2 separate regions of the Homo sapiens genome follow, and region 1 is linked to region 2. The links are chromatin loops, found by intact Hi-C in ENCODE. Cell type or tissue: heart right ventricle. All regions are shown on one strand. Each heading gives the region's core, and the rest is flanking DNA. Links, peaks and the distances in the headings are about the cores only. Region 1 holds the start of ADGRB3 (adhesion G protein-coupled receptor B3). Region 2 overlaps ADGRB3 (adhesion G protein-coupled receptor B3).

What was found. A loop is a pair of places that touch in the nucleus more often than their neighbours do. Peaks named below come from ENCODE experiments on the same cell type or tissue, not always from the same donor. Only the 100,000 strongest peaks of a DNase experiment are listed, where the experiment ranks them.
Region 1: it touches region 2 in a loop (4-fold over the local background); 50 of 110 quality-filtered maps call a loop at or near these places.

What each region holds. Positions count from the first base shown.
Region 1 is chr6:68,632,084-68,640,027 of GRCh38, forward strand. ADGRB3 (adhesion G protein-coupled receptor B3) reads left to right here and starts at 3,199. Exons shown (of 32, transcript NM_001704.3): 1 at 3,199-3,917; 2 at 5,308-5,479; 3 at 6,578-7,349. The coding sequence starts at 6,593. LOC127898563 reads left to right here and starts at 3,807. Exons shown (of 1, transcript NM_001414704.1): 1 at 3,807-3,884. The coding sequence starts at 3,807. The coding sequence ends at 3,884. It overlaps ADGRB3-DT (ADGRB3 divergent transcript), which reads right to left and starts at 2,241. Exons shown (of 2, transcript NR_125872.1): 1 at 2,102-2,241; 2 at 580-973. RefSeq lists a silencer at 2,938-3,147. In heart right ventricle, for the core only: a CTCF peak has its summit at 6,394 (motif pointing right); a DNase peak (open chromatin) is centred at 6,387; H3K4me3 peaks cover 1,527 bases; H3K27ac peaks cover 606 bases.
Region 2 is chr6:68,966,853-68,969,352 of GRCh38, forward strand. The region is part of intron 8 of ADGRB3 (adhesion G protein-coupled receptor B3); the gene reads left to right. Among named protein-coding and RNA genes, the nearest start is that of ADGRB3, 330 kb to the left of the region's middle. RefSeq lists an enhancer at 1,225-1,519. In heart right ventricle, for the core only: a CTCF peak has its summit at 1,396 (motif pointing left); a DNase peak (open chromatin) is centred at 1,439.

The DNA of each region.
Region 1 (7,944 bases), core at 5,445-7,944, 330 kb before region 2:
TTCTGCAAATGATACTGAATTTTAAGCAATGATCCTGGATTATAGGGTTATTCTCAAAGTGGAGGGACTAAACTTAGCACATACAGACAAAAAGATGAAACAGAAATAAATCACACTTATAACCTCATCATTCCAAAGTAATCTTAATAAAATAATAGCAGGAGAGATAAATTTGAAAGGCTTTAATATTAGATACCTGGGTCAATTTAAAATGCCATACCAGACTATATTTTGATGTGCTAACACTGACCTCTCAATAGTTCTTCTGTAAATCATCAAGGAAACTTATGTAATAATCAATTTATACAATTAATGTGGTAGTTTTGGAATTAAATGCATTACCTTATAAAAGAGAAATACAAAGCAATGTAGTGAAACTTCCCAAGCAAATATATGTGTATCAACTGAAATACACATATACATATCATATACATATATATACACACACGTGTATGTGTACTTACAAATAATGCGTGCATACATATACATATGTATGTATAAAATATGTGTATATGTGTTTATATATGTAAACATAAATATAGACATAGACTTGTGAAAGAGACCAATGAAAGCAGATAATTATAATTTGAAATGGTGATTTTAATATGTATTCAGTCATAAAAGTGGACCAACATCAATAGAAAGGAAAGGACAGAGAGCTGAGGGTGTGTAAACTGCTGCTCTCTTTTTGCTGTTGGGTCAACATGTCAGCAATGCTTTCATATGGAGCAGCTTGCAGACATGAAACAAGGTGGTTCCTCCTTTCTTTGCCTTTGGATTGTGCTGTTGTTAGTGTCCAGAGACCAGACTGTCCATATAGGGTTCTTTTTGTGATTCTTTATTATAATCCCCTGAGGAAGTCAGACGAGCCTGGGGTTACTGGAGACAGTGTCTTGCTTGGCGTAGTTATCATCCACAAATCATCTGCTATAAATATATCTCAGAAGGATCATCATCAGGCCAGCTCAGTAGCCTGCAATTTATGAAGGTTATGAGAAACAATGTGAAGGGTGAAGCGCTTTATTAAGGGTGGCTTTCTTTTCTGACCCTGCCCTGACTTCTACTTGAATATAAATGATCCTGGGAGTAAGTGAACCTTTCCATTTAGGATTTAGGCTTTTAAATTGTCCCTTTCAGCTGTTATTCTTATGCCACTGTGTCATGACTTTAAGAATTTCTAAGAAACATCAAAATCAGTGTTACAAGATAATATGAGAAATCACTAGATGCAAAATAGAGGTATAACTGAACCTCACATTACATTCTTTCCTTTTTATGTATAAACCATCCAAAGCATTTTTTCCTCCGTTTTTATTCCACATCTGTCATGCTTTTTTTTCCTCTGGATAAAGTAACAGAACTGACCAAATTGCCTTGCGAAAATCATAATTACGATCTCTAGGGAAGTTGAAATAAATAAAATGTTTTTCTCCTTTGTGTTGCTCAATGTTCTTTGTTTTTAAAAGAAAATGTGTTGCTTAAACGGTGTTTCAAAATTTGTTCTGGACATAAACCCTAATTATTTCCTTTTAACATTTCCTTAAATGAATAAAAAATATTGTAAAGAACCAAAATGACACAAAACCAAAATGCCACCCAGGCTGCTCTCTTGCCGGTGATTTGTTACTGGGAAAATAGTTAAAGCCTGCTGGGGAATTATTAACTGTTTCCCCTTACAGTGTTTATCCCAGGCATTCGTTTAAGACGGGAAAGCCTTGAAGAGGGTCACTCTATTAATATGCATTAAGAAGTAAAGGACCAATTTTAATATTTCAAACAACTCCAGTGGATAACAGACCATAAACTTCCTGTTTTCACTATCAATCTCTTTTAAAATGGTGTTCTTGGCTATCCATAATCGCCCCAGGGGAGAGAAACAAGCGGAGGAAAAAAATGCAAGAGTGAGGGGAACAAATGATGGAAAATTGCTTTATTCAACTTCACCTGCCGCTCGAGAAACTCACCCTTACGAAGATTCCAGCACTTTATATGAATTACCCATTATGGTTTCCTCCCACCACATCACTGCACTATTTTAGCACTTGTTTTGCAAACCACCAACTGCGTTTACAAGTAGAAACATAATCAGGAGGCGAATGACCTTTTGTAGCATGTATCTGAAGCTGGTTTATCAGACACTTCGTCAGCCAACTGTCCAGGAGGCAAAATGACTATCTATGATGATAGATAGACAGACAGATAGATAGTTAGATTAAAAGGTGGGGAAACATCCCTTTTCCCTTTTTCCTTTCTATATAATCTGGTTTTTTCTCTTCACCCCTTTTCTCGCTTCTTCCCACCCCGTCCCCAAACCTGTTACTAGGGAAACTTGAAAAAGAATCAGATACATTAAGACTACAAAACGAAACAAAAGTTTAGACCCCGAAACCATGATTCCATTGCCAAGCACAAAGCAATGCAAGAGCCCAACGTCGGTCGCCGCACCGCGATCCTGACAAAGCCTGTATGGAGCCAGAACAAATAAGATGTTAATTGCAGCCTCGCAGAGAAAAAAATACTATTGTTCCAGCCAGAGACACTCAGCAGCTCGGTAGCTGGGATGTGCCCCCTCCGCTGCGGACTGGATCAATTCTGAATCCCGGTACTGAAATGACAGCTCTCTGGCTGCGACAGGTCTGCGCTGAAAGAAAGAGAAAGACGATCAAGTCCAGCATTCACTTCCCACCCTTCAGAGTCGCCTTCCCATCCTCCGCACCCCCCTGCCTCGCCTCCCAGTGAGTTTCTCTTACAGTTGGTCGCCGCCAGCCCCAGCGGTGGGAACTGAGGATGCAAAAACCTCCCAGACGCAGAAAATACCGCTTTCGGGACGTGCTTGGGTTTGAGTAGCCGTGACGTGCAGGCGAACCGCGGCCCTGGCTGGAGCTCCGTGGAGCCCCCCTCCCGCCAGCCTCTCCCCCGCCCTCCCGCCGGGACTCCCTCCTCTCCCACCCCGCGGCTCCCTTCGCCTTCTCTCTCACACACCCGCCCGCGCCCCCGGCAGGCAGAACTCCAGGAAGTCGCAGCGGCCGCGCCGCGCGAGCCGAGCCTCTGGCGGGCGGCGGGGCGCACCGCAGCTGTGCATAAGAAGGGCGCGCGGCACCCGGGACGCGCGCGCACACGAGCACGCGGGAGGCCGCCGCGCGGACGCGCTCCCGGGACACGCGCACCCCCCGCGCGCGCGCCCAAGGGAGAGCGAGCACTGCGCGCCGGCGCGCACACCCGAGACAGAGCTTTACTATCTCGCTCCCTCTCGCGCCTCCCTCCTCGCTGGGCATTCAAACAGCTTTCCGACATCACCAGCCAAGGATTTTTTTCCCCGCTCTCCTTAGTCGCCGTCCGTCCATCAGTACCTGCAGGGGGGAGGAGGAGGAGGGAGGAAAGCGGAAAGAGGAAAAAGCATAAGCTTGAGCCTTCCGATCCGACCACGAATACTCCTGTAATAAACCCACCGCCCCAACAAATCTGCCATAGCAGCCGCCGCCGCCGCCGGTCACTTCTCGTCTCAGCGCTTTCTTTGCTTCTTGGTTTGTTGGGGGTAGCTTTTATGAAACAAATCTTTGCTATTAAGCCACTTACATTTTGGGGGGTTCCTTAGAGTCTCCCTTGGGGGGGCTTCTCCCTCCCTTTAGCCCCCCTCGGTTTGGAGGTTGGATTCAGTTGGATACGGCGCAAGGTTCTGGGCTCCTGCTGGCTTTTTTTTCCTCTCTCTCATCGACCCCCCTTTGGTTCCCACCCCCCACCTTTTGCTTTTCGTATGTATGCATTTTTAAAAATAAATCCTGATTTTGGAAGCTGAGCCGGGGAAAATGGGCAACGGTGATTGGGACCGAAGGGGAGTCTCTCCGTCACTGTTGCTGGGACGCGTGCCTGTGCTGGTGTCTTAGAGCAAGAGCCTCCCTGAGCTTTCGGAGTGGAAGGTAAGGAAGGGGGTCCAGGGGTCACCTTTTCTCTGCCGGGGGTCGCCACCGTGGAGCTTTGGGCTTAATGTTTGAGAAGGGAGGAAAATGAAAGGAAAGGCTGTTGCTGGCGGATGGGGAGGCTGTGAGCAGATCCGACTGTCTGCATTTACTTAAACGCCGCAGTTGAAAAGTTAGAGAAGTCTGGTTTTCAAGAGATGTGCTGGGTCAGAAGGAATAAGCGGAGAGACCTAGAAAATCTGGCAGTTTTGTGTGATTGGGGTAATTTTATGAGGGGAAAATTTTAGGTTAAAAGGAAGTTAAGAGAAGGCAGTGGGTCTTCTATTGGGGGGAAAAATCTGTGGAGTGATGGCGCCGTCTATGTTCGACTAAACTAAAGTGTCACCCAGAAAATCAGTTTTGAGAATAGCTAAACTCAATGCTGGTTTGCTTCTCAGCAAGAGATAAATAAATAAATAAATAAATAAATAAATAAATAAAACATCCTTGACACCTCCGTGGCCAGCCTTTGCCCCCGCCCCCACCCCTTCTTTAAGAGGGAAACACGGCTTTTTGAACGGGCCCTGCAGTCCAAAGGGGGGTGAGGGTAATGATTTATTTTTTATTATTTAGAACAAAATAAGACTGTGTACTCCAGACTGATTAAAAATAAAGAGCATTATATTGAGTGCGCTCTCTTGAGCAGGCATTAAAGTGAATTCAGAGCTATTTCCTCACTCTCTGATCATTGATGAGCACGGCATTGCAGACATGCACTGTCAAATAAATGAAAGCAAAAGTACCAATTTCATTAGGAAAAGACATACGACCTCTTTTTGAGTTCCTGATTATAAAATGAAGTCCCCTTTCATGGATGGAATTCCTAATTTAGACACTTATTGTCACATTGGCTCTCAACGCCTACACTCTATCCTGAAGAACACTGCGCAGACCTGCATTGCCTGCAAAGTGCAACACCAAAAAAAAAAAAAAAAAAAGGAAATTATTTCCAGAATTTCTTACAACTTTCTCTGTTTTTTTTTAACCTTTAAATGCTCATTGGCTTTATTTTCTCATGAAGAAAATGCATTATTCATTGAGCTATTTGCTTGAAACAGAGAACACTGTTTTGATGGTCCCAGCAGTTCTGATGTTATTTTAAACTGCTGCTATATAGAGATTTAGAGTTGGGGCTGTGTTTGCCTATATCAAGACATAGAATTTGAATTATAATCTGGAAAATGCAGATCTATCTTCAGGGACTTCGGTCACTGGATTTGGTGTGCATGCGTTGGTGTGTGTTATGCAATGGGAAGGAAGAGGGTTTTATCCTTTGATTCAGAGAAGACCCAGGCAAAGGCATGAAAACTCTTAACTATCTATATGTCTGTATGTCTGTCTCTGTTTACAGAACAGTGGAAGAGACTGCAGCCTAAAGACTTTTAAAATTAACTTGGCATCACTTTTATCAGCTCAAAGGCTAAACAAACAAACAAAAGCAGTGTCATTTATTCTAAGAAATAACTTCTTAAAGGTTAAAGCTGAAAAATATTCAAGTTATTTTTGGATAACAACTTACAGAGGTAAATATAACCAAGGACTACTTTATTATCCAAAGCCAGGGTTAAAATTAAAAAAGAAAAGAAAAGAAAAGAGGAGCTTTGGAGTTGTTGTTGGAAAGGGAGCAATTTAATAATTGAAATCTGCTAGGAACAAAAATGTTAATGTATTTTATTACCATGTGTAAGCCTTAAATTACAGTTGATAAGATAATTTTTCAAAAATTAAAAGACTGAAACCAGCTCAATTACTATGGTTCTGGATTTTTTTTTTTTTTAACTGATATCACCTTTGGATACAGATACTAATACAGTGATCCACTTTATGTATCCCAAAAGGGCATGTCACATTGAAATGACTGCCCTAAATCCTGGTTCTCAATGGTGATGTTGAACAACAAGTCTTCCCTATGTATTTATCCATCTATGCCCTTTCTCAAATGATGGTTTTAAAATTAACTAATCCACATGAATGCCCATGTTTTTGCAAAGGAATTTCTGAGCAGTTCACATGGTGGCCCCTGCAAAGGCAAGTGGGGCATTTGGGAGATGATGTTCCATCTGTAATAAATTATTATTTGTGCTTTTAAAATTGTGGCCATAATTTATCATCATTACTTTTCACGTTTAAGAGGAGAGAAATAATGTGATGACAGCTGTTCCCAGATTATCAGATTAGATTTTGTATGATAGTGTTTACCGCAGAGGACAGAGAGAGAAAAGGTTGTATAGACTATAGACTGATTAATACTATTTCGACAATTAACATTTACATTATGACGTTTTAAAACTCCATGTTTTCCCTTTTCATTCGATAGAATGATAATGGACGTGGAGGATATCCTAGTAGATAAGTTAGGGCATTCCTATTAATAATCTATTAAATGTTATTTTTAAATTGAATGTTGCGAATTTGACCATTGTGAATGGCCACATGAGGGCGCTGTTCACACAGCAACAGATAATTTTCCTGTGTTATAAAATAAAAATTACCTGCCCTTCTTTTAAAAAGGGCTTTTTACTGAAATCTTGAAAACAGCTGGCTGTAATATTGAAAGGAGTTTATTTTCTCAATGCACGTAGACTCCTACTTGCATTTTACTTTCATTGCCATTTTTACAGGCCAAATGACATAGGATGAAGGCTGTTCGTAACCTGCTGATTTATATATTTTCCACCTATCTCCTGGTTATGTTTGGATTTAATGCTGCCCAAGACTTCTGGTGTTCAACTTTGGTGAAGGGAGTCATTTATGGATCGTATTCTGTAAGTGAAATGTTTCCTAAAAACTTTACAAACTGCACTTGGACGCTGGAAAATCCAGATCCAACCAAATATAGCATTTACCTGAAATTTTCCAAAAAGGACCTTAGCTGCTCTAACTTTTCACTCCTGGCTTATCAGTTTGATCATTTTTCCCATGAAAAAATAAAGGATCTTTTAAGAAAGAATCATTCTATAATGCAACTCTGCAATTCCAAGAATGCTTTCGTTTTTCTACAGTATGATAAAAATTTTATTCAAATACGTCGAGTATTTCCAACTAATTTCCCAGGATTACAGAAAAAAGGGGAAGAAGATCAGAAATCTTTTTTTGAGTTTTTGGTATTGAACAAGGTCAGCCCAAGCCAGTTTGGTTGCCATGTATTATGTACTTGGTTGGAGAGCTGCTTAAAATCAGAAAATGGGAGAACAGAATCATGTGGGATCATGTATACAAAATGCACCTGCCCTCAGCATTTGGGAGAGTGGGGGATCGACGACCAGTCGCTGATTTTGTTAAATAACGTGGTGTTACCCCTGAATGAGCAGACAGAGGGCTGCCTGACCCAGGAGCTGCAAACCACCCAAGTCTGCAATCTTACCAGGGAGGCCAAGCGACCACCCAAAGAAGGTAAGTGCCAAAGAGAGGGGAAGGTGAGCGGGGGAGCACTTTTGGGGGATGGAGTTAAAACGTGCTGTTTCAACACACAGGCCTAATTATTTATCCTTTATTGTCACTTTTTGATTCATTTGATTTGTGCTATTCACTGATAAAGGTCTCTTGAGCTAGTTTTAGGTTTCAAGGTTTTAGAGAGGGCGGTGAGGACTGGATAGCTCAGCAGCATGCGCTGGAAGTGAGGGTGGAATTTTCAGGAGAAAGATGCAGAAACCTAGAGCCAGCATGCACTAGAGATTGGTGAGGAGGGAGAGGGGTTTCTTTATTCAGGCTGCAGCCCCTCATGGTGACACACACACGCCCCACATGTGAAGTGGATTTATAGACATCTCCCTTCTGTTCCAGCCCAGCAAAACGTCCACTTTACTTCCTCTCTCCTATCCCCACGGAGTCCTTCCCTCTCACTCCCCACCCATTTCCAGGTCTGATCTTGGGGCATCTTGACTAAAAGGTAGTGCAAACTTAATAGTTTGCCTGTTTGGACCAAATGACTTCCTGACACATGAAGGCAGGTGTACCCCCCTTCTCCCCTGGTCTGGAATTTTATTTG
Region 2 (2,500 bases), core at 1-2,500:
GGCACTGAGAAGTACCTAGAAAGATCCCACTACTGGGGAATTCATAAAGATGAGATGGCAGAAAATCAATTGTTATTTTAATGTCTAAAGCTATTTTGCTTTTGGTATAAGCATAAATCGACCTATTTTCTGAGATAGACTCTTCAAAGAATGCCAAGTCACCTTTGATAAAATAGTTAAAGCAGCTGTACCGTTTGACATTACTACTAAAAAGCTGAAAACCCTGGACCAGTTTGCACCTGTGAATCTATGATTTCCCCTGCCATCTTCCTTTTTAAAAATAATAATAATTTGTGTAGTGGATTTCTGTCTCCAAGAAGCACAATGAATCCAAGGCTTCATAAATTTACTGTGGAACAAAACAAAAAGTTGTTGACATCTCTAGGTTTAAAAAATTATTGACTTTTGCTTTTCATTTTGTTTGGCTGTTTGTAGGCAGACCAAACTGATAGTCATTAAGAAGATAAAATTCAGTAATAGAAAGATGTGGTTGGTCAAAGGAAAACAACTATTTAATCAGCTTCTTCCTGAACCAGAGTGAGGATGTGTGTAGGGCACATTGGGGGATTCTAAAAAATGGTCCTATAGGATCTTAGTAAGTCAGATATAGCCCTCCAAGGCCAAACTTAGTCATTACATGATACCCTGGAAACATCTTTTGACTAATTTTTAAGGTAACTGTAGTAGCTAACCTCCCTATCTTTCTGCTCCTAACTGGACACGGCTATCTACTGCTAGAGGATCCACCCCCCACCTCCACCCCCGCCCCACACACAACGTCTACAGTATTTTTGCAAAATCATCTTCATTCTCTGCGATCTTAAGAAATAGGGTAATTCAAAAACAGATCTAGCCAAAAGAGAAAAATAAATCAGCTAAAAACATGTATAGATGTTACAAGGTGACAGGAAAGTGCTTTGGAGAAAGATAAAGGAGAGGAAGGGGTGGGAGTGTTTGAGGGGCAGTCAGTGGGGTCTGAGAATGTGAGGTTTGAGAAAAGATTGAAGGCGGGAAAGACATGAGTCATGCAGACATGTTTGAGGGGGAGGAAGCGGGGGATAGTCAAAGCAGAAAGAACCTGCACACAAGCTCTGAGGTTGCAGTCGGCCTGTAGTACTGAAGAAGGGTGGAGAAGGCCTGTGCAGCTGGTGGGAAGCTGTGACAGTGGAGCAAGGAAGAGGAGAGGTAAGCTGTAACTGATGCTAGTTTAATCATTAAACATTGTACTTGCATGAAGAGAGGACGTTTTATTTTTCCCCAACTATTTGCCTTAAAAAAAAAATGAAGCATTGACTTATTTCACATATTTACTCTTACTCCCCACCTTGATTTTGAACCCATCAGATTCCGCAGCCGGCCCAGTAAACATTTCACCCTACTGGCTCACTAGTGCCATCTAGTGGCTAAGGTTTGCAATGACCACATTTTCTAACTACACATTTGACCGTGGGGGAGGGGCAGGGAGCAACGAAGTACCTTTTGCCAGAATAATACTAAGTGTGAAAAACTTTCTGATACCCCGACAGGGAAATGAAGAAGTTCATGATACAAATTGAATCTTCGTTTTCTTATGTCACGACTGAATCAGGAAATCTAGTATTCAACTATAGCAACAGGTTTTATTAAATGTGTTTCAAAGTTCACCAATGGAACTAAAGGAAATTTGAATTTCAAAGCATTGAAAACCAAAAAGATAGTACAAGTGAAGCAAAAGTGAAAGATTATAAATGAAGAGATAATGAGGGAGATAATAAACAGAAGTGGGATGTATGGATGGAGCAAAAAGAATAATCAAATATGACAGTCAGATTAGATTAACTATTGCCATGTCATTATTAAAAACGGACGAGTCGTTGTATCTAGAATTCAATTATGTAATAACCTATTCATGATGTATTTTTTGAACTTTAACATTTGTCCTAATTCTCCTTCTTTTAGTATTCTATAATAGTTTTTGGTTGGCATTTATAGAAACATGAATATCATTTATTACACTACTGTCCAACATAGTTGTTATTTCAATTTAAATGTACATTAACTAAAATCAAATAAAATCCAAAATTCACTTCTCAATTGCACTAGCCACATTTTCCTAGCACCTACCATACTGAACAGTGAAAATATAAAACATTTCTATCATTGAAAAAATTTTATTGGACAGTGCTGGTATGTTATTTCCCCAGTAAAAGTGATTTCTTTAATGAAAGTGTTTTGAACACATACTGTATACTAGATACCACTGTAGTTCATTACAACAGATTAAAAAGATAAAGTAAAACCTGGCTAGTCTAAAAAGCAACACTGGGGAATTGGGGAGGTTCACAGATATAACCAAGTATTTTCAATCTGTTGTGAGAAGGGCTATAATATTCATATATTCAATAACTGAGATATTAGGAAAGAGTTATTGGAGAATACATCATTTAAGCAGCATTTTAAGGATAAATAGGAATTTTACCCCTCAAAATAAGAATATCCATGGGTTTCACATCTGTGGATT